Regions from separate parts of the Homo sapiens genome. Here all the other regions are linked to region 2. The links are chromatin contacts, found by Hi-C or POLR2A ChIA-PET in ENCODE. All regions are on one chromosome and are shown on one strand. The core of a region is the stretch at or near the end of the contact, and the rest is flanking DNA. Distances in the headings are between cores, read along the strand shown.

Region 1 (5,120 bases), core at 1,461-3,960, 1.0 Mb before region 2:
CTGACATTTTTCTGCAGCTCTCCCTGCTGTGCTGGTTTCAACTAGAGCTGATGAGTTTAACAATCTCTTTATAAGTTCTGAATCCAACGTTCTTCGTGCCCATTTTAGCACAAGTGTAACAGGTGGTGCTAATTATCAGTGTGACATAAATTCTTGGAGAGGTAGCCTCTGGAGAGGGCTATACAGATTTTTTTAAATGACTATTTTGACCCAACGAGCTTGTCACTTTATTACAGTTGTTTTGTTATTAAAAAATACCTATTTATTATGGAAACATTGGGGAAAAAACAAAACATCATAAAGGATGAAGTAAAGGTTATTCGTATTCCACCACCCAGAGATGATCACATTTTGATATATAATCTTCTAATATTTTTTCTAAATATGGATTGATATGCACGTACGTTTTACATAATTGGGCCCACATTGAGCATTTTATTTAAACTGAAAAATATGCTGTGAATATACTCTTACGTCATTGAGCCATATTCTAGAAGTGCTGCAAATTAATGCAGTATGAGCAGAGAGATAAGATGCATCTTGGATTGTTTTATTTGCTGTCAGTTCATTTCTATTTGTAGGATCTTTCTCTTGCCAGAATAGCCTCATTTACAAGTCCTGTCCCTTCCTTCCACCCCTGCAAGGGAGCTAAAGCATTTTCTCAGGTAATCATCCCACACTATCTCTGCATTTTTTTTTTTTTTTGGTATATAAACTATTTATTAACAGACAAGGCCTACAGACTTATTCCTTCTTGGACACACCCGTAGTACAGCCATGGCAGCCAGTGGTCTTGCTGTGCTGGCCTCAAGACACGAAGGCCCCAGAGGTGGCGCAGCCCTCTATGGGCCTGAAACTTCTTCAATCACTCCAGGTGGTCACAGAACTTGTTGTCCATTGGCTGGGATCTGGCTGTATTTTCCAGACTTTACATCCTTCTGTCTGTTCAAGAACCAGTCCGGGATCTTGTACTGGCATGGATCCTGTATAATGGTGATCACACGTTCCACCTCATCCTCAGTGAGTTCTCCTGCCCTCTTGGTGTGGTCAAAGTCTGCTTTCCTCAACACCGCATGAGCATATCTTCGACCCACAGCCTAAATGGCAGTGATGGCAAAGGCTTTTTTTCCACCGCCCACCGATGCTGGTGTTGAGTACTCGCAGAATATGCTGGAACTCTTCAGGGATCACTAGAGACATGGTGGCCACAGAGGTGGCAGCATGTAGGCCTCCTGTGGAGGAGAATCTCTGCTTTTTTAAAAATGCTTTCTGGGAAGCCCTAGGACCAGCTAAGATCTATCTGGATCAGTAGTTCTCAATCTTGAGCTCACATCAGAATCTCCTGGAAGGCTTGTCAAAGGAGATTGCTGGGCTTCACCCCTGGAGTTTCAGTAGGGCTGGGGTGGTAGACAAGTTCCCAGGCAAATGTTACTCATGTTGGTTTTCTACTGAGAACCACTGATTTGGGGGAATGGATGAACAATTTGCTTCCTCCAAGCCCTCTCCCAGCGTTCCTTGGCTACTTGTCTTTTTCCCTTAGAGCATTTATTTTGTCTCTAAATTCTTTGCTTGTAACCACTCCCTATGCTGTCTTCTCGTGGTGTCACTCATGCATACAAAGGACAGAAATATTTTCTTAATGGAGGGCTGGAATCCAAAGGGTTCAAGGAGCCCCCTAGTATCCGTGAGAGTAGAAACCAGGGTGATTCGTCCTTCCCTGTCACAGCAGCACAGTCTCCTGAAGAGCTGGCTCAAAAGGAAATGCACAGATGCCCGGACTATTTGTTAAAGGAAATGGCACATTATCCTCTTCCCAACATCTGGTCATTCCTGAAAGACAGTCAAGCCCCGATAATACTGTTGACTCACTCGAAGCCTGTGTCTTCTTTCCCGAGGGAGGTGGAGACGAACCAAGGAGGATAGAATCTATTTTTGTGTCGGCCCAAGGGGACGCCTTGGGGAGGGGACGAAGGGTCACCCACATTGCTGTTCTGTTCTGGGAGCCAGGAATGCATACTTCCTTCCTGTCCAGCCCTGAGCAACAGTCTCTTTCTCAAGTCTCAGATCTTCCACAGAGAGCTGGAAAGATTTTTAAATGCCATGGTGGGCTGGAATGGCTGGACACCAGCATAGATGGACTGATGAAATGGGAAGAGATTTGGCAGGACGCAGGGTGTTGAGGTTGCAGCAAAGGCAAGAGAGCTGTGTTGGGTTGAGTGACTGTCACACTGTGCAGTCAGGGCTCAGAGGCTGCATCTGGCTGCCTCTTCATTAGGAAATGCGTGTGTTTTTTTTTTCATCTCTAAGGCATCTTCTAGGGGCTAAACATGGAGAAAGAATAAGAGGGGTGTGAGTAGGGTGTCTGGTTAATTAACCTGGAGGACTTGCCCAGGTTGACTTTGCACAGGTAAGGAGAAGTAATACCCTGAAATCCACCTGGAGATCCAGGGGGACCCCCTCCAGCATCTCAACCAGTTGGATTAAGTGAAGCTGAGTTCTGAGAGAAGGAAGTTTCATTCTCATTAAACTAATAGAGGGCCTCCTGGACTAGGGAGGGGATGGGGAGAGGTGGGGAGAGGTGGGGAGGGCACCTCTGCCTTTGGAGCTAAGGGCATTTATTGTGCCAGGCCTTTGTTTTGTTCCAGCCAGGGCACTCTGGCGAAGGCATCCTGGGAATTTGGCCTGCAAACAGAAAGGGCATTTCCTTGTGTGGGTTTCCTGTTTAGGTCTGCGTAGAAACCCAAAGGATCGCTTGGCCTCATAAATCCTCTAGACATTACTGGTGTAGATGCTCTGGCTGGATGCCATGGGAAAATCGCACAGAAATAGAAGAAGGGAGGAAAGCACATTTACTCCCAGGATGCTGGGTGGGTTTCAGGCTCCCTGCCTTCAGATCTGTAAACAGAGGAGGTTGGGCTAGAGGGGATGATCATTCAGGTCCCCTCCAGCTTTGACAATCTCAGGTTCCATTTCCCTCTCAAGGGTCAGCGGGAGCTGGCACTGTGAAGCTCAGGCATGGGAGTCAGCTGAGCAGCTCACCAAACAGAAGCATGAAGAAAATTTCAACCAAAAAATTAGAAAGTTGCCTTGGAATATCCTTTAGGCTCCTTCACAGAAAGAAGGTGCTTCTGAACTCTGGTATTTCCCAGACTTTCCTAGACGCTTAGCGTATCCCAAAAATGACAGCTACCAGGGTCAGGAGTATTGTGGAGTCTCGTGGATGGGTTTTGGCACAAAGCAAGTTTGCAGAGCTGGCAGTGAATAAGGTGTTTATTAGGAGACATCACCCATTTCAGGTTTCTTTTTTTACTTCCAGTTTCCCTCAATTTCTGTATATGTCAAATTGCAGTTTGGCATTCACACTTGTTGGTTTAATGGAAGAGGCATGTTTTCATTCTTAATCTGTGGATGAATTCAGATTCTGCGCAGACTGCACTTGGAGATTGACCAGACTTTAGGTCAGTTGGGAAAGTCATGGGGCAAAAACAGGATTTCTTATGGAGATTTCCTGTGTCAACCCAAGCTTTGTTCCAGTAAGAACATGCTCATCATCTTCAACGATGCCTCTTGTGTTACCTTATTTTCTCATTTATCCTTATTTGCATCATTTAGAAAATGTGTTATATAGAACTGTCTTTTTTGGGAGGCAAATAATGAAATGATATTGAGTAACATTAAATTAATTGCTTGTAGTCAGACAATGCAGCGTTCTAGTAAATTAATTGGATATTTTACTTAAGCAGGGGTAGACCCACTTATGAAGCAATATTTCTCAAGACAAGATTGCCCCCTTAGAATTCAGCATGGCTCTATCCTCAGTTCTCTCGGGTGCGAATCGTGGCATTTGTCTGTGAACCTCATACCCTCAAACATGTCCTTACAGATAAACACATCCACAAAGGAAAATCACTTCCAAGGTCCCATTCTGTTATTTCTTTTCCAAATTTTGCTTTTGTGTGTCTGAAATACATTCTTCTTTTCCTCCCACCAACTCTGAGCTGTTTCTTCAATAATGAAGTAGGTGGAAGAAGAAGGAACATGATAGGAAGTTCTAAGCTTTCTGGGTCCGTGCTCCTTAGAACACTAATCCTGAGAAATGTGCTTTAAAAGGGAGTCCTGTGGTCACACAGGGGTTGGGAAATGCATGTTTGCACTCTGCTGTGTTAAAAGCTCTGAAAATTCATGCAATAAAGAAATATGTTTGACTTTAGCTCAGCATTTCCCAAACTTATCTGATCAAGAAAATATCTTTTTATATTATGTGTATAGCAGATATTAACAAATGGAGGAATAAGTGTTCTATGTGACACTTTGAGAAATGCTTCCTACTGAAAAATAGAGTTCACTGTCTTATATTTAGTACTGGGGATAAATATATGTATTTATGTTATAGTATATAATATGAATATTTATAATATATGTTATATATTATATGAATCATTATATTATAGTATATAATATTATATAACATAAATATAAATATATTTATAGTGATAATAATATAAATATTATATATGATATATAAATGTTTATAATTTATATTTATATTATAACATTAACATAATTCTAATATATAATATATTCTATATTACATTACATATAATTATATTATGTATTGTATTATATAATATAAATATAATATGTATAATGATAATTTTATTTGTTTATTTATTTATTTTTTTTTTTTTTTGAGATGGAGTCTCGCTCCATCACCCGGGCTGGAGTGCACTGGCAGGACCTCTGTTCACTGTAACCTCCACCTCTGGGGTTCAGGCAATCCTTCTGCCTCAGCCTCCTGAGTAGCTGGGACTACAGTTTCTTGCCACCACACCCAGCTAATTTTTTGTGTTTTTGGTAGAGATGGGGTTTCACCATGCTGCCCAGGCTGGTCTCAAACTCCTGACCTCAAGTGATCTGCCTGCCTCGGCCTCCCAAAATGCTGGGATTACAGGCGTGAGCAACCATGCCCAGCCTATAATTATAATTTATATTTACATATATAATTTATATTCATAATGTTTATATCTCAATATTTATATTATATATAAAGTGGAGGAATATATATAACATATGATAAACATTCCCATTACCTTTTCATATATACATACTTTATATCTGAT
Region 2 (5,549 bases), core at 2,889-5,388:
GCAAAAATAACTAAACATGGGCGAAGGAGAGCCCAATGATCCCAGGGACAAAATGTCATCACGGGCATTCTGCGCACGCTTGCCAGGATACAGGAGAAGCAACCAGACACTTCATTCATCTTCTCAGAATGTTCATTAACATGTTCAGAAAGGTGGAAAACCTTACTTGCTAAAGAGAAGGAAATTGGAGGCATGGCCAAAAGTATTCAAGGCCCTTTATGAAAAAGAAATGAAAACTGATATCCCTCCTAAAAGAGAAGTAAAACAGAAATTCAGAGATTCTAATGCACCCGAAAGGCCTCCTTTGGGCTTTCACTTTGTGTTCTGAGTACTGCCCTCAAATCAAAGGAGATCCCGGTCTGTCCACTGGCAGTGATGCCAAGAACCTGGGAGGGACATGAGTGACCATGCTGCAGATGGCAAGCAGCCCAAAAAGAAGGCTTCTCAACTGAAGGAAAAGTACCAAGAGCAGAATGCTGCATATCCAGCCAAAGGAAAGCTGATGTGGCAAAAATGATGCTGTCAAGGCCGAAAAAGGCAAGAAAAAAAAACAAAGCGGAGAAAGACAGAGAAGGTAAGGAAAATAAAAAATGAAGTCGATGATAATGACAAATAAGGTGGTTCTATGGCAGCTTTTTTTTTTTTCTCTTGTCTATAAAGCATTTAACCTACCTGGACACAGCTCATTCCTTTTAAAGAAAAAAATTGAAATGTAAAGCCACCTAAGATTTATTTGTAAACTGCATGATGGCGTTCTTTTTCTGTTTTTGTATTATTAACAAGAATTATCAAGTAATTCTTCAGACAACCCTGTCCTGGTGGTATTTTGTATAGCCACCAACTTTGCCTGGTATACTATAGGGGTTATAAATCAGCATGGGAATTTCAAATTTAAGGCACAGTATAAGTTAGTTATATACAAATGTGAAGTAACATTATTAATTAAACTGTTGGCCTGTGCGAAGGGAGGGCCAACTGTGGGATTCAGTCATTCATTCAACAAATATTGGTGAGTGCCTGACACTGTTCCAGGCACTGAGGCTATTGCAACAAAACAGACACAAGCTCCTGCCCTCATGGAGCTTACATTCTGGTGAGGGATACAGAGCCACCAAAAAGGATGGCAGCTGGGCCATGAGAAAGGATCAAAGTCAGGAAGTTAGAATTCGGGGATGGATTGAACATGGGACAAAAGAGAAGAGTCAAGTTGACTACAAAGCATTTGGCCTAAGTAATGCAAAGAATGGTGGGCCATTTCCTGAGATGGGAAGCACTAGGGTAGTTTTGGACATAAATGGAGATGCATATAAGCCATCCAAACTGAAATATTGAGAAGGCAGTAGGTGATAGTTGGCTTTCCTTAGGTTCTAGGGCAGGAATTCTTAACCTTTTGTGTGTGTGCCTAGGACCCCTTTGGTGGTCCATGAAGCCCTTTCCAGAATAAATATTGTGGAGGAACCTACCTTAATGCAATAGTAGCTTCTAGGTACATTATCAGGCAAACTATCCCACAAGTTACAAAACAGAAAGCCTCACAGACCAAATTATGATGCTTGAATTGCAGGGTTTATTGAATCAGTTTAAAACCACTTACAGCAAGAACTCGATGGGGTGCATAACATACACAGGATAGGGTACAGGCGAGGCAGATGGACCACACCACCAGAACCTAGAATTAGGGAATCCTCCCCTCCCCTCCCCTCCCACCCCTCCCCCCTTCCCCCTCCCCTCCCCTCCCCTCCTCCCCTCCTCTCCCATCCTCCCCTCCCCTCCCATCCTCCCCTCCCCTCCCCTTTTCTCTTCTTTTCTTTTTTTGAGACTGTCTCACTATGTTGCCCAGGCTGGAGTGCAATGGCGTGATCTCGGCTCACTGCAACTTCCACCTCCTGGGTTCAAGCGATTCTCATGCCTCAGCCTCCCGAGTAGCTGGGATTACAGGCACGCACCACAATGCCCAGCTAATTTTTGTATTCTTAGTAGAGACGGGGTTTCACCATGTTGACCAGGCTGGTTTTGAACTCCTGACCTTAGGTGATCCACCCGCCTCAGATTCCCAAAGCGCTGGGATTACAGGCATGAGCCACTGCACCTGGCTAATATTGATATGTTTTCCCTCTCTCTGCCGCATCAGCCTGTCCCACTGACAGAGTTGAGGATGCTCAAGGCGGCTCAACAGAGGGTACCTGGAGCAACTCACACTGCACTATCAGAGAGACACAAGTGCAAGCACACTCAGCCACAGCTGCAGCTCACCAATCAGCCTGCTGAACAGACCTGAACTTTAGCTGCATTTTTGGGGCAGAGCATATGGGTGCCAGGATGGGACCATAATCTTATCACCAATGAGTGGCCATTTAGGGATGATATAGTTGTCAACCCAGAGATGGCATGATCATGCCTTTTGACTTGGTCATTCTCTAAGTAAAACTTTTATTTGTTCCATCATATTTTCCACTTATTCTGTTTACCTTCAAAATATCTTTTTTTTTTTTTTTTGAGACAGGGTCACACTGTCACCCAGGCTAGAGTCCAGTGGCACTATCATGGCTCACCACAGCCTCAACCTTCAGGGCTCAGGTGATCCTCCCACTTCAGCCTCCCGAGTAGATGGGACTACAGGCACCTGCCACCACCCCCAGCTAATTTTTGTAGAGACAAGGTTTTGCCATGTTGTCCAGGCTGGTCTTGAACTCCTGGGCTCAAGGGATCCGGCCACCTCAGCCTCCCAAAGTGCTAGGATTATAGGCATGAGCCACTGTGCCCAGCCTACCTTCAACGTATCTAACTGGTTACTAACTTTTAGGATTCGGCCTATGTCTCACAACCTTCTTGCTTACTCAACATCCTTGTCTCTTAAGCCACTAGCTTCTTCTCTATGGTTAACACTTTTTATGAGTTTTATTCATCTGCTTATTTTTCTTATCCTCTATACCAGAATTGAATATTTTCAAATAAAGCACACTCATGTTACAATCTTTGAAATGAAAAAAAAAAATGCATAGGATTAGAAAAGAAACCAATTTTAATAAACTATATTTTGAAGTATAGTTCTATATTAAACAACAAGATCTAGGCCAGGTGCAGTGGCTCATGCCTGTAATCCCAGCAATTTGGGAAGTCGAGGTGGGAGGATTGCTTGAGGCCAGGGGTTCAAGACCAGCCTGGGCAACATGGAGAGATTCCCCATCTCTTTCTTTACACACACACACACACACACACACAAAATATCTGATAGCAACAGGTGCAGTCATTACCACAATTTCGAGTAGTGATGAGCTTAATAATATTTCGAGTTATCACCAACAACTGTAAAGTAACATGAAAACGTCTGTGATGACTATTGCCCACAAAGTCACAGGTACTGCTAATACTCCTGGTATTTGTAGTCAAATTCATAATAAAGGAAATGCTAGGTTTCAGTTGGTATTTTGTCCCGACGGTCTGTGGACGGCAGGTTAGAACGCCCGTCCAAGCCAGGAGGGTGGACCTAGCACTGCAGGGTCCACCTCGGGCCAATCAACTATATTCCCGAGGCGGGGGCCTGCGCTTCCCGGACCCAGCTGCCCTCAGGGGAGAGAGGACACACTTAAGAGTTTGGGGCCGGCGTGGTAGCTCATGCCCCTGATCCCAGCACTTCGGGAGGCTGAGGCGTGAAGATCACTTGTAGCAGGAGTTTGAGACCAGTCTAGCCAACTTGGCGAGACCCTGTCCCTAAAAAAAATTTTTTTTTAATTAGCCAGTTGTGGTGAGCGCCTGTAGTCCCAGCTACTCGGGAGGCTGAGGTGGGAGGATCGCTGGGCTCAGGAGTTCCAGACTGCAGTGAGCCATGATGGCGGCACTGCACTCCAGCGCGGTGAGACTCAGTCTCAAAAATAAAAGGGGGAGGGGTTGGGGGTAAAATTAGTTGTGAAATCAAGTAAGACTTCCTGGGACAGAACAATCAAAGGGGTGGCGCCGGGTCCTCCAAAGAGCTACTAGCTCAGCCCAAGCCCCGCCTCGGCCCCCAGGGCAGCGGCCCGCAGAGCTCCACCCGGCAGGCGCCCGGGAAACTCCGCCCCCCGGCCGGCAGGGGGCGCGCGCGCCGCCGGCCCCGCCCCGTGGACGCGGGTTCCGTGGGCGTTCCCGCGGCCAGGCATCAGCAATCTATCAGGGAACGGCGGTGGCCGGTGCGGCGTGTTCGGTGGCGGCTCTGGCCGCTCAGGCGCCTGCGGCTGGGTGAGCGCACGCGAGGCGGCGAGGCGGCAGCGTGTTTCTAGGTCGTGGCGTCGGGCTTCCGGAGCTTTGGCGGCAGCTAGGGGAGGATGGCGGAGTCTTCGGATAAGCTCTATCGAGTCGAGTACGCCAAGAGCGGGCGCGCCTCTTGCAAGAAATGCAGCGAGAGCATCCCCAAGGACTCGCTCCGGATGGCCATCATGGTGCAGGTGCGGGCCGCTGTGCGGGCGGCGGGGCGGGGACGCGGCGCCCCGGGTTAACTGTGTCCGGGAAGGCTGGGGGAGGGCGGGCCCAGGGAGCGAGCGGGCCCGGGCCCTCGGAGCGGCACTTGGGGCCTATGGGGCCGCGGCCGCCCCTCCTCCCGAGCGGCCCGGCCGACCCTTCCGGAAGGTTTTGCTGATGTTGCAGGAAAAGCCCGGGAAATAAAGTCTGCAGCTGGTGTTGCCTTTCGCTTTGTGAAAACGAGGAGCCTCTTCTCTTCTCCTTTCTGGGTGGCGGTGTTTTATTACTGCCGTTCGCCTCAGGGGTTGGGGGGGAATTGTACATGGTCTCTTTAAGCTAATCTGATTTTGACCTATCTTGTTCTGGAGGGTTTTTGTTCTACATGGATGGTGGCGACTGACATGTGGGTTTTTTTTTTTTTTGTTAAACCTATTTTTGGCAGTCATTTCAACACGTCATTTAAACGCTCACTCTCATTTTTTATTTTAATTAGGCAGAACTATGCAGAAAGGTGTCATTTCTGTACAGTACATTCACTTTGAGCCTAATTTGTGCTTTAAAGTAACATTTTCCCCAAATTTTCCAGATTCACAGACGCGTTCTCTTGGTGCATTTGCAGCTGTCTGGTTTGAGTAAGAGTGGCTCCAGGGGGGTTTCTCATGTGGGCTTTTTGATAGATTGAATCCCCTTCTGAGGTTTCCTGAGCCTTCTGTGAGGTGGTGGGCTTGAAGGCCCCTGTCATTTCCCAGGGGCTCCTGCCTCCAGCTTCCAGTTTGCCGATGTCTACCTTTGTATTAATAATTCTGGTTCTCATCTGCCCTGTTCCTCCTCGCTTCCAACATATTACCCAAGCTTAGTGCTCATGGTCAAGGTAGCTTGATTTTCCTCCCTTCCATGAGCTGTAATGTGTTTTAGGAATGACCAGATATCCCTCAGTGGATTTTCAGTACTTAGTACAAGGGAGGGCGACATTTACCGAGTGGATACCCAAGTGCCAGGTGTACTTCCGTTATCTTATTTCACAATATGCCTGTCATCTTGGTGTCCTCGGGGCATACCTAAGTCAGTACGTGGCACACAGTGCTTATTTGGTAGGCATTTTTTAAGTTCTAAGC
Region 3 (5,937 bases), core at 3,410-5,909, 1.3 Mb before region 2:
CTGTCGCACTACAGAAGGCACTATCATGGGAGGGCCGCAAGGCCCGCTACACACCATGGGCACCCAATGAATTTGTGCTGAGTTGACCACAACCACACCACATGGAAACAGAGCTGTGCCTATGCCCTCCTGTACCACATAGTTCTGCAATCAGTCCAGGTCCTGGAGCCCTCACGGTGTCCCTGCCTGTTGCAATCTGCAACCTCCTTCCTCCAGTGCAGGTGTGGGCCTGGGGACCCGCGCTGACCCTGAGAACACACAGCTGAATCCTCGAGGGAGGTCATGGCCAGGGGCCCAAGGGTGTCTGCAGCCAACCCACACAAGTGACGCTCTTGGGGAGGAAGTCTGCAGCACAGGGATGGCTCAGCACGCAGGGCGATCTGTACAATGGGTCTCTTTCAGCATTTCCATCACTCAAGGGTCCCCTGAGTGAGGCTCAGTACCCAGTAAACAACTTATTTTTAGTTAATTTCCGCAGTCACAGAACAAACATCTTGCACACCTTCCACTACCTCGCAACCAAGAAGCTAAGTGAGAACAGTGGTGGCTGTGTGTGCCCACAGGGGCGGTAGGGTGCGGCCAATCTTTCCAGGCTCCCCTCCCCTGCTCCTCAGACCCTCTTTCCACTCCCTCAGAGGTTCCCAACTCTAGCCACAAAGTGCAGACACCCTCACTGGGGCTGTTTGCATGCAACACAGTGACAGAGGAGCACATATTCGGCACAAAGCGTACTGCATTTTCTCCAAAGTGCTGACTTAAAACCCGTCCTGGCCAGGCACAGTGGCTCATACCTGTAATCTCAGCACTCTGGGAGGCTGAGGTGGAGGATCACTTCAGCCCAGAAGGCAGAGGTTGCAGTGAGCCAAGATAGCGCTATTGCATTCCAGCCTGAGTGACAGAGGAAGACCCCGTTTTAAAACAAAAACAAAAAACCATCCTAATGGAGTATTGTGTGGGGCCCAAGAATGTGGATTTCTTGCCATTCCCAAGCGATGCCAGGGCTGATCTAGCGGGCTCTGGGTGACACAAGCCTATGTTCCAGTCCCATGAGAGCTGATAACACTCCAGGCCTCCTGCGTATACAGTGGTGACACTGACCCGAGGGGGCACCCTGCGGACCAGCGAACTAAACCACAGAGTTCCATCTCAAGAACGAGAGCTCCATCTCCCACCAAGTCCTAGGGGCTCAGTGATCTCAGGGAGCTGTGGACCTGCTAGCCCAAATGCTCCTTTCTTAGGAAACAGGCTCAACCACGGAGCTGCAGGAACTCCTTCCAGGCAATGCCCACCTGAATTTCAGTTTCCCCATGAGGCAAACTCGGAACCATATTCCAAGATCTTGAGACAATTATAAACACTCTGCTCCCCACATCTTCCCCATTGGCCTCCCATGATCTGCATGCACCACAACCAAAATCAAATGACTACTAGCAATTAAGGAACAATATGTGGCAAGATCAATTAAGGTCAATTAATTGTCAATATTGAGGTCAATATGTGGCAAGATGTTACAGCATATTGTTAAATAAAAAACAAAAGACTAAAAGCAGCAAAAGTTTATATATGTATATTATACACGATGGAGAAAGAGACTGTGTATGTGTGAGTGTGTGTGCATACATGTGCGTGAACGTATAGGCAAGGACTGGGGGGAGAGAAGAGTGGAGAGAGAGAATGAATGAATGAATGAATGTATGTGTGAAGGAATGTAGAAAAGCCGGCTCTACACCAGGAATAAAAAACGGTCATCTCGGCTGGGTGTGCGGTGGCTCACGCCTGTAATCCCAGCACTTTGGGAGGCCGAGTCGGGCAGATCACAAGGTCAGGAGTTCGAGACCAGCCTGACCAACATGGTGAAACCCCGTCTCTACTAAAAATACAAAAATTAGCTGGGCGTGGTGGTGCGCGCCTGTAATCTTCGCTACTCAGGAGGCTGAGGCAGGAGAATCACTTGAACCTGGGAGGCGGAGGTTGCAGTGAGCCAAGATCATGCCATTGCACTCCAGCCTGGGTGACAGAATAAGACGCGGTCTCAAAACAGCAAAAACAACAAAACAAAAAACAAAAAACAAAAAAACCAAAAAAAACCAAAGCAAAAAAACCCCAGTCATCTCTGGACGGAACTGGAGGTGATTCTTTCTCTGCAACTGTAACTTCTCCAGACATTCTGATTCTCTAGTGTAAAAAAAACCCCAATAAACAATTGCATACCGTGATCACACAAGCCACAATAGGGCTGACTAGGAAGGGACCATAGCACGCACTGAATCACACAATCCCCAAAACAACTCTCCGCCTCCTGTCCCTGCCCTCATATCCCACCTTTACCTGGACTCAGACTCCCAAAACTCACTTTCCTCCTAGTCCTCCCTCCAACTCCTCAGACCTTGGTCCTCCCTCTTCTGCTCCTCCCTGTTCTCCTGGGTAAACCTCACACCCCTTGGAAAGAGTCTTCCAGCAAGGCTCAGAGCCCCAGCACTCCTAGAACCTCCCATATCCCCACTTATAAGAGTAAATAAAACAACATTTCCATTGCTTCATAAAGGGAAGGCAGGTGCCCCTCTCCCGCTTAGGATGCCTCTGTTTGGTCTGGAATGAGATAGCCCAGTGTCCAGATTTTACAAGACACAGTCATGGTCTGATGGCCCCTAGAATGTCATCAGACCTCCAAACCTAACTCAAAGGCCTCGCACTGTGTGCAAACCAGCACAAGCTGCCTCTCATTTCTCTGGGAGAGATGAGCGGTTCTAACTGTTCCTCCTTCCACCTCCCTGTCAAGACGCCTGGGAAATGCTGCCCAGACTCTGCACTCTCTCGCAGAGCACCTATGTGCACACAGCCTGCCAGGCTTCGGGGGCAATAAATCTGCTATCTTTCCTTCTGCATCCATGTGGGTAGCTTTGAGCTGATTTCTCCAGCACACCAAGACATACATCACATAGGGTCCCCCATGGCCCCACTTTCGTGTCCTGGCCGAAAATCACAGAGTACCCTGATCCCTCTGTGCCCCAACCACAGGTTTTCCCCACCAGGCTTCAACCCAATCCAGGGCCTTTAACATTTCCAGGCATGGAAGAAAGTATCTAGGTTTACTACAAAGAAAACGGCCTTGGCCCTGAGCCAAATTCCTGAAACCTTCCTATAAACTCCATAACCCACACCCCTTCCAAGAGACATACCTAGGGAGGACATCCCTTTTCCCTTACTGCCCGTCTCGAGGACTACCGCAGCCCACTCTATATGAAAGTTCCCCTAACAAAACCTCTAGGCAGGGCCTGGCGCAGTGGCTCACACCTGTAATCCCAGCACTTAGGGAGGCCAAGGCAGAAGGATTGCTTGAGCCCAAACGTTCAACACCGGCTTGGGCAACACAGAGACCCTGTCTCTACAAAAAAAAAAAAAAAAAACAAAAACAAAAAAACAAAACTAAGCTGGGCATAGTGGCTCATGCCTGTAGTCCCAGCTACTTGGGAGGCTGAAGCAGAATTAAAGAATTCATCAAGCCCAGGAGGTGGAAGCTGCAGTAAGCTGTGATGGTGCCACTGCATACTGTCTCAAAAAAAAAAAAAAAAAAAAAAAAAAAAAAAAAAACTGCTCTGGGCTTACCATGCATTTAGCACTTCTTTCTTTGGTATCCCAACTGGTCCCACCTGAGGATAGTGTGGGGAACTCCCTTGCCGCCACTTTTGGGGTAACTCCAGTTGCAAGTTTGGCAAAACACTCCTCATGTCACTACTCCGATGTCCTCCCACTTCAGCCCTGCTCATGTGTACACAGCCCCAAATCCCTACCCACACTCCCACCACACCTTCATTTCACACCCTCCCTCATTCCCCACCATCTTCTCCAGACACCCGTCATCCCCTGGGGCCCCTTGCCATGCCCTCCAGGTCCCCTGTGGGCCCCATTCGCCCATCTAGGTTACCCTGCCCCCTCCAGCCCTCCCACCATTTTCCTCCAGGTCCCCACCATCCTCTCTAGATCCCATGTCCCCTCCAGGTGCCACTGATCCCTCCAGGAACCCACTGTCCCCATCCCTTCCAAGTGCTACCGTCCCCTCCAAATCCCCACTGTCCCCTCCAGGTCCTCAATGTCCCCATCTCCTCCAAGTGCCACCGTCCTCTCCAGGTCCCCACCGTCCTCTCCAGGTCCCCACTGTACCCATCCCCTCCAGATCCCACCGTCCTCTCCAGGTCCCCACTGTCCCCATCCCCTCCAGGTCCCACCGTCCCCTCCAGATCCCGTCTCCATCCCCTCCAAGTGCCACCGTCCTCTCCAGGTCCCCACCATCTCCTCCAGGACCCTACCATCTCCGCTAGATCCCACCATCCCAGGGCCCCCCAGCTCTCCCTCTGGGTCCCACCGTTCTCTCCGGGTCCCATCATCCCTGGGCGCCCCCGCACCGCCGCACTCCCGCCCCCAGAACCGCCTCTGTCCCCGCCCCTCTCCCAGCGCAGCCCGCATACCCCCCACCCCCCGGGGATGCGGGAAGGAGGGCTCGGGCTGTGTCAGCCACAGCGCGCGGACTGAGCCGAGGGCGGACGCTACGGCTTGGCTTGGGCCGGGCGCCCAACAGACCAACACCGTCGCTCACCTGAGGGACGCCAGACGAGTCCCAGAGCCGACCGCGGCGCCTCGGCCGCTCGGCGCCTGCGCAGTGAAGACCGCGGCGAGCCGCGCGCATGCGTGCAGGCCCGGAGCCCCAGGCGCTGGCGGGGCAGAAACGCGGCGCCCTGCGTCTTCTGGTTCCGAGGCTGGTCCTCACCGTTTCCGCTCCGGCGGAAGTGAGGAGGAGGGTCCTTCGACCCGTGCTGAGCTGGATGGACCGCGAGACGCGCGCCCTCGCCGACAGCCACTTCCGAGGCCTGGGGGTCGATGTCCCCGGCGTCGGCCAGGCTCCGGGCCGGGTAGCCTTCGTCTCGGAGCCGGGCGCCTTCTCCTACGCCGACTTTGTGCGGGGCTTCTTGCTGCCCAACCTGCCCTGCGTGTTTTCCAGCGCCTTCACGCAGGGCTGGGGCAGCCGGCGGCGCTGGGTGACGCCCGCGGGGAGGCCCGACTTCGACCACCTGCTACGGACCTACGGTGGGGCGGCGGCCGCAGACCCCGGGCGGGGAGGAAAGGCCGGCGGGACCCAGGCCCGGGAGGCCCCCGCCTAGAGAGGGGCACCAGGGAGGGTGAGGGAGGCCAGGCGCGTGGCCCCTGGAGAGTTCCTCTGCAGACGGTTTGGAGTGAGGACGGGGCCCAGGGAGATGGCATGGACCGTGCCTTTCATTTCAGGAGACGTGGTTGTACCAGTTGCAAACTGTGGGGTCCAGGAATACAACTCGAACCCCAAAGAGCACATGACTCTCAGAGACTACATCACCTACTGGAAAGAGTACATACAGGCGGGCTACTCCTCTCCCAGGGGCTGTCTCTACCTCAAAGACTGGCACTTGTGCAGGTAATGGGGCTTGGGACGCACCGAGGCGCTGCCTTCCCTAGCGCTGCGTGAACCCAGAGGCCTTTCTGATGAAGGTGGCCCCTGGGTGCACAACGGAGCTATTTTTCCCCGTGAGGCACTTTAATCAGTTTAAAAGAAACTGGATTGTCTTCCGCATGGCTGCAAGTGTTGTTCTTTGGGAGGTCAATATGGTTTTTTTTCCTTTTTTTTTGAGAGAGATCTCCTCAGCCTCCCTAGTACCTGGGATTACAGGAAGGCGTCTCCACTCCCGGCTTTTTTTTTTTTTTTTTTTTTTTTTAAAGAGACTAGGTTTCACCATGTTGCCCAGGCTGGTCTTGAACTCCTGAGCTCAGGTGATGCATCCACCTCAGCATCTCAAAGCACTGGGATTATAGGCATGATCAGTACTTTCTAATAAGCAGAACCATTGTAGTCAGACTGCCCCGCCCCCTCCCCCGCCAGCAGCGTCTGGCTCAGAGGAGGGTCTGGGGCTC
Region 4 (5,338 bases), core at 1,177-3,676, 1.2 Mb before region 2:
AGACCATCCTGGCCAACACGGTGAAACCCCGTCTCTACTAAAAATACAAAAAAATTAGCTAGCCGGGCATGGTGGCGGGCTCCTGCAGTCCCAGCTACTCGGGAGGCTGAGGCAGAATGGCGTGAACACGGGAGGCGGAGCTTGCAGTGAGCCAAGATCAGGCCACTGCGCTCCAGCCTGGGCGACAGAGCGAGACTCCGTCTCAAAAAATAAATAAAAATAAAAAAGAGTGGCTGAGGATACAACCAGCTGTAAAGTTTCCAAAGTTTTCAAAGATTTTGTACAAGGCGTCTGTGCCTAGGAAAGATAAAAAGCAGAGTGGCACAAATATTTCTTTACAATAGAGTGCCAAGAGGTTATTCTCTGCCTTCACAAACAGATAACAAATCTTTAAAGAGTTCCACAAACATGGGTAACTAGCGAAACCCAATCTCTACAAAAAAATAAAATAAAAAGAATTAGCTGGGCATGGCAGCACACACATTTAAGCCTAGCCACTCAGGAGGCTGAGGCAGAAAAATCACTTGAGTCCAGGAGTTGGAGGCTTCAGTGAGCTATGACAATGTCACTGCATTCCAGCAGCCTGGATGACAGAGCAAGATCCTCTTAAAAACAACAAGTCAGGCGTGGTGGCTCGCCCCTGTAATCCCAACGCTTTGGGAGGGAGAGGCGGGTAGATCACGAGGTCAAGAGATCAAGACAATCCTGGCCAACATGGTGAAACCCCGTCTCTACTATAAATACAAAAATTAGCCAGGTGTAGTGGCGCACGCCTGTAGTCCCAGCTACTTGGGATGCTGAGGCAGGAGAATCGCTTGAACCCAGGAGGCGGAGGCTGCAGTGAGCCGAGATCACGCCACTGCACTCCAGCCTGGCAACAGAGCGAGACTCCAACTCAACCAAAAAAAAAAAAAAAAAAAAAAAAAAGCCGGGTAGGGAAAAAACAACAGGCCAGGCGTGGTGGCTCACGCCTGTAATCCCAGCACTTTGGGAGGCCAAGGCGGGGGATCACGAGGTCAGGAGTTGGAGACCAGCCTGACCAACATGGTGAAACTAAAATACAAAATACTAAAAATACAAAAATTAGCCGGGGGTGGTGGCGCGGGTCTGTAATCCCAGCTACTCAGGAGGCTGAGGCAGGAGAATCGCTTGAACCCGGGAGGCAGAGGTTGCAGTGAGCCAAGATCGCGCCACTGCACTACAGCCTGGGCTACAGAGCGAGACTCCTTCTTAAAGAAAAAACAAAAACAAACAAAACAACAACAGCAACAACAAAGAGTGCCCTCCAATGTTCTGTGAAAAAATGATTAATTAAAATATTGTGCCTGGAGTACGCAATAAAAGACAAATAGCTGACAGTGTTGTGAACTGAAGAGGTGATGGTGGTTTTTATGAATTTTGGAAAGAAACTGAAAATTTAGTATTTTATTGCAGGCCAGAGTCAGGCTGGGAGAACAGAGGAGTGGATTTAAGACCCTGCTTTCCATGTTATTTGGAAAATGCAGGGGAAAAGCAGTCTCTTGTGCAGTGTTAAAATAATTAGCAGGCAATTAGACTGAGGTGGCTCTAGTGTCTTGCGTTTCTACATGAAAAAGAATATTAATAGCTCAAATGCATTTCTTGTTAATGACTGCCTTAAGTAGAAACAAAATCCAAGTTCAACCAATCACAAAACTCCAATTAATCAGTAATTAAATAACCAGGAAATTTCCACCTGGACAGTCCAAATAAGGTGACTGTAACTGTCGTCAATTATTAAATTTGGCTTGCTTCCTCATGCACCTTACAAAAAAGTTTTTCCTTCAAGCACCTCCTCCATAAACCCACAAGCCACACACCATAGCTGGGCGCTCTCCCATTCATGAAACTCCCTTTCCTCAAACTCTTCAAAGCTTTAAAAGTGACTCCATTTTTCACAGGAAAAAGGATGGACTGCACAGCTAAGATAAGCCCCATGGAACAGCTCTTCCCACGCATGTTTCGCACACCGATTTGGCTTCTCCCCGATGACCCTCCCCTCTGGACAAAGCACACAGTCTGGGGGACCCGCGGGGCTGCGGCTTCATAGCCGCCCAGAGAGGCCGGGGCGGAAGCCGCGGCGCAGTGATGGGAGGAGAATCCCGCGGCGGCCTGGCCCCGCCCCTACCCAGAGGTGACAGATCCCACAGGTGCCAGCCGGGACTCCGGGCCGCGGACTCTAGTGCTGACGCCGGGAGGCCGGACCGCCATCTTGGAACACCCTCCCGGGAACTCTCACCGTTTTCCGGCTTTCGGGGTGTCCTGGCATCTTAGCTATGTAACTCCCAGTACCTGCAGGTCACAGGGAAACCAGACACTGCAGCAGCAGAGTCACCAGGGCCTCCCGCAGCTGGGGATAAATAGCCGAGAATACGGGACCAAAGCTCCAGCTGGAGCACAAGACAAAGGCCCCGCCAGATCCCGGAAACCCCCTCCGCCTCTCAAGCTGCGCTCCTGATTGGACAGTTCCCACGTCAATGTCCCTGATTGGACAGGGCTCCAGGACCCGCCTCCTTTGGTTATGAGTGACAGGAGATGAGGTCAGCAAAGGGGTTGAATGAGACTATTAACAAAATGGGCAATTTTTTTTGTATCCTTCCAAAATTGTTCCATGTCTTTCCATGCATACCATCTTTAATAAAGGGCGCACTCTTAAGCCAATCTGCAATCTCTGTTCCTGAGTGTCTAAACAACGTCATCATCATCTTCTGTTGGAGAAAAACCTGAAGATGAGTTTTCCTCCCAAAGCACAGAACAGTCAGAAGCCGAGGCGTGCTTGGGAATGCTGGCGGGTGGAAAGGGGAGGCGCATTCCGGTGCGCCTGTGGAACTGTCCTTGCAAGCAGGACCCAGGTCCAGAACAGCTATGCAATGCATGTGTTTCTGACCAAAGGGGGCCTGCTGTCCACCCGCCTCTTCTGCTGGGCAGGGCAGCGCATGGTTGGGGTATTTACACCCAGGCAGGTGTCCCAGGCCAGTCCCCTGTCAACCCATCATAATAAAAAAGTCAGAATCTATTTTCAAAAGTATATTCAAAAGCATATGTTTAGGATACCTACCTGAGAGCATAGACTAAAGTTGCCCTGATTATACATTCCAACTAGTAACCATTACAAGTGGGTTTTAAGAAAAGAGGCAGTTCCTAAAATTTTCATCAAAAATTTACATTAAAATCCAGAAGTCACTGACTGGCTATACATTGTTCTTTGTATCACAAATTCCAGATGAGACAGCTAGTTAGGAACAACATACCTTTAAACAATTGCCCCTGGGAAAGGGTGTGGAGATGTGTCTCAAATCCCATACTCAAGTCTCTCTGGGCCAGAAAAATCTTCCGTACCTCACAGAGCTTCAGCTACTTAGAGCTATTCTTTTCTTATCTCCATAGTCAGTACACTTGGACCCTTAACAAGAAATAAGTTCAAACAGAAAATTTGCCAAGCCACAGGAATAATGGCCTGTCAGTGCCCTTCAGGAAGCTGATTGTCACTTTCCTTCAACACCCTTTCCACAGCTTCCCCCCAACACACACACCCTGGATCCCGGGAGAGAGGGGCTGAGACGCACCCAGACACACCTCGCTGCCCCTCCTGCAAACATACACCCACACACAGACACACAGACAAAGACACAGACACAGGCAGCTTGAAGGAGAGCAAGAGAGAGGGATGGAGACATAGAAACGGAGGGAGAGAAAGACAGTGATAGAGAGGCAGAGTGAGTCAGGATTGAGAGAGAGAGAGAGAGAGAGAAGGCTACAGAAAGAGCACGAGGTGGAGGGGGAAGAAGAAGAGAGAGGATGAGGGACTTACAGAGCCATAGAGCCTTGGAGAGGGAGTGTTCTGCTCCGGTAGACAGGGCCCCTTTGAGCAGGACAGGGTAGGGTGGAGGGTGCTTGGGCTGGGCCAGAACAGGGTGGAAGGGCTAACGGAGTGACCCAACAGAGCCCTGAGACGTATTTTTTGTTGGATTGGTTGCTTTGGTGGTGCGTTTCATAGGACTTTTCCTTTGTTGGCTCCTCCCTGTCCTCTTGGTGCGGTGGGCCCCGAGATTTGTAGAGTGCAACCGTCCCTCTAGCGAGAGCTGTGGCACCGAGCATGCCCACGGGGCAGAGGCCTGGGTCTGTCTCGTGTCCTCCGGAATGGAGTTTATACGAAGTTGGTGGCAATGGGATTCCGAGTGCACAGGGACGGTTTTCCTGGTGGCTGGAGAAGGCAATGTCCTTCCCCTGGGGAAAGTAGCCCATGCGTTCTGGAGCGGAGGTCTTGGCTGGTGTCTTGTGGGGCCCGCTTCCCCTGCCCGCCCCTTCCCCCGGCTTGGACAGTGCCAGCGGCGCTGGATGAGTGAATTAAATTCCCTGGGCGTCCCGGGAGAGGGAAGACACCCTGGACGGCAGGGAACCCGCCCCTGAGCCTTCGAGGTTGGCCCCGGCCCGGCCCTCCCCGCCCCGCCCCGGGCAGCGAGCTGGGCTACTGATGGGGTGGCTGCCAGGCGGAAGAGCTGGGAAGCTGCTAACTGGCGGTGCTGCAGTGGCGGACGCCCCACGAGGAGGTCCCAGGGTACCGCGAGGGCGCAGGCGGGCGGAAAAGGAGGAGCAGAGTCAGGGTGCGGTTGGGAGGCATCGCGATAAAAGGAGGAAAGTGGGAGGGACCGGGAAACCAAAAAGCCTACAGCACCCGTTATTCCCAGGCGGTCTCCCAGTTAAGTACTAACCAGGCCTGACCCTACTTAGCCTCGAGAGATCAGACGAGATTGGACGCGTTCAGGGTGGTATGGCCATAGACGCCTGGCAGCCCTAAGAGCTCCGCTCAGTCTTGCGCGCCCGACTCCAGGCATCCCGGCAACCCCGGGTCCACGGGGCTCGGATCAAGTACCCCTGAGCTGCTCGCCGGCGGCCGGGCTGGTCTGCTCTCCCCCTCTACCGGCCGCTCTCCCCCTCTACGCCCGAGCACCGTCCACCGCGCGCTGCGCCTTCCGCTGGCCTCCCAGAGCCTCCCGCAGTAGCTGGTGGCCAGGCCAAGCGTGGGACAGCCACAGCGCCGCCCTGCTGCCGGGCGTGGGCGCCAGAGGCCTCTGTCTCCTGCACAGGCTTCGGGCTCTCGAGGTGGCCTCCCTTCCGCCGAAGCTCCAGGCCTTTCCCCAGCTCCCGAGCTCCCGAGCTTCCACTACATCGGGCCCGCTCAGGACCGGGTGTGCTCCGAGACGTCAGGGCCCAGGGCCCACGGTCCTGGTATCCCCGCCGGTCTTCTGTCTTAGCAGTGAGGGATTGTTTTGGATCCCTCTGCAAGGTCCCCTCTTGCCCCACCCACCCAGAGCCTCTA

Evidence for each region. A loop is a pair of places that touch in the nucleus more often than their neighbours do. ChIA-PET counts read pairs that join two places held with the same protein, here RNA polymerase II (POLR2A). Pooled maps may share reads with other maps.
Region 1: a pooled map shows a loop between it and region 2 (2.3-fold over the local background). The contact joins the enhancer-like site here to the promoter of PARP1 in region 2. A Hi-C loop is called at or near these places in 2 of 50 pooled maps. POLR2A ChIA-PET finds 5 or more read pairs at or near these places in 2 of 52 experiments (A673 and WTC11).
Region 3: a pooled map shows a loop between it and region 2 (10-fold over the local background). The contact joins the promoter of SNAP47 here to the promoter of PARP1 in region 2. A Hi-C loop is called at or near these places in 1 of 168 maps with a recorded cell type or tissue (ascending aorta), 2 of 37 single-sample maps with no recorded cell type and 10 of 50 pooled maps. POLR2A ChIA-PET finds 5 or more read pairs at or near these places in 1 of 52 experiments (OCI-LY7).
Region 4: a map of heart right ventricle shows a loop between it and region 2 (5-fold over the local background). The contact joins the promoter of ZNF678 here to the promoter of PARP1 in region 2. A Hi-C loop is called at or near these places in 2 of 168 maps with a recorded cell type or tissue (CD4-positive, alpha-beta memory T cell and heart right ventricle) and 10 of 50 pooled maps.

Annotation. Positions count from the first base shown.
Region 1 is chr1:227,426,606-227,431,725 of GRCh38, reverse strand. It overlaps the pseudogene RPS18P3. Among named protein-coding and RNA genes, the nearest start is that of LINC01641, 36 kb to the right of the region's middle. Within about 2 kb of position 2,710, at least 13 of the 41 ENCODE cell types and tissues checked have a DNase peak (open chromatin) inside an H3K27ac peak, as active enhancers do.
Region 2 is chr1:226,406,682-226,412,230 of GRCh38, reverse strand. It overlaps PARP1 (poly(ADP-ribose) polymerase 1), which reads left to right and starts at 4,138. Exons shown (of 23, transcript NM_001618.4): 1 at 4,138-4,421. The coding sequence starts at 4,302. RefSeq lists cis regulatory regions at 1,280, 3,543, enhancers at 1,208-1,352, 3,471-3,615, 3,794-3,923, 5,514-5,549 and silencers at 3,954-4,213, 4,464-4,563.
Region 3 is chr1:227,734,157-227,740,093 of GRCh38, reverse strand. It overlaps SNAP47 (synaptosome associated protein 47), which reads right to left and starts at 4,659. Exons shown (of 5, transcript NM_053052.4): 1 at 4,595-4,659. JMJD4 (jumonji domain containing 4) reads left to right here and starts at 4,792. Exons shown (of 6, transcript NM_023007.3): 1 at 4,792-5,082; 2 at 5,278-5,443. The coding sequence starts at 4,821. RefSeq lists silencers at 4,321-4,610, 5,071-5,270.
Region 4 is chr1:227,560,644-227,565,981 of GRCh38, reverse strand. It overlaps ZNF678 (zinc finger protein 678), which reads right to left and starts at 2,426. Exons shown (of 4, transcript NM_001367909.1): 1 at 2,258-2,426. It also overlaps the pseudogene RNA5SP77. RefSeq lists an enhancer at 2,191-2,470.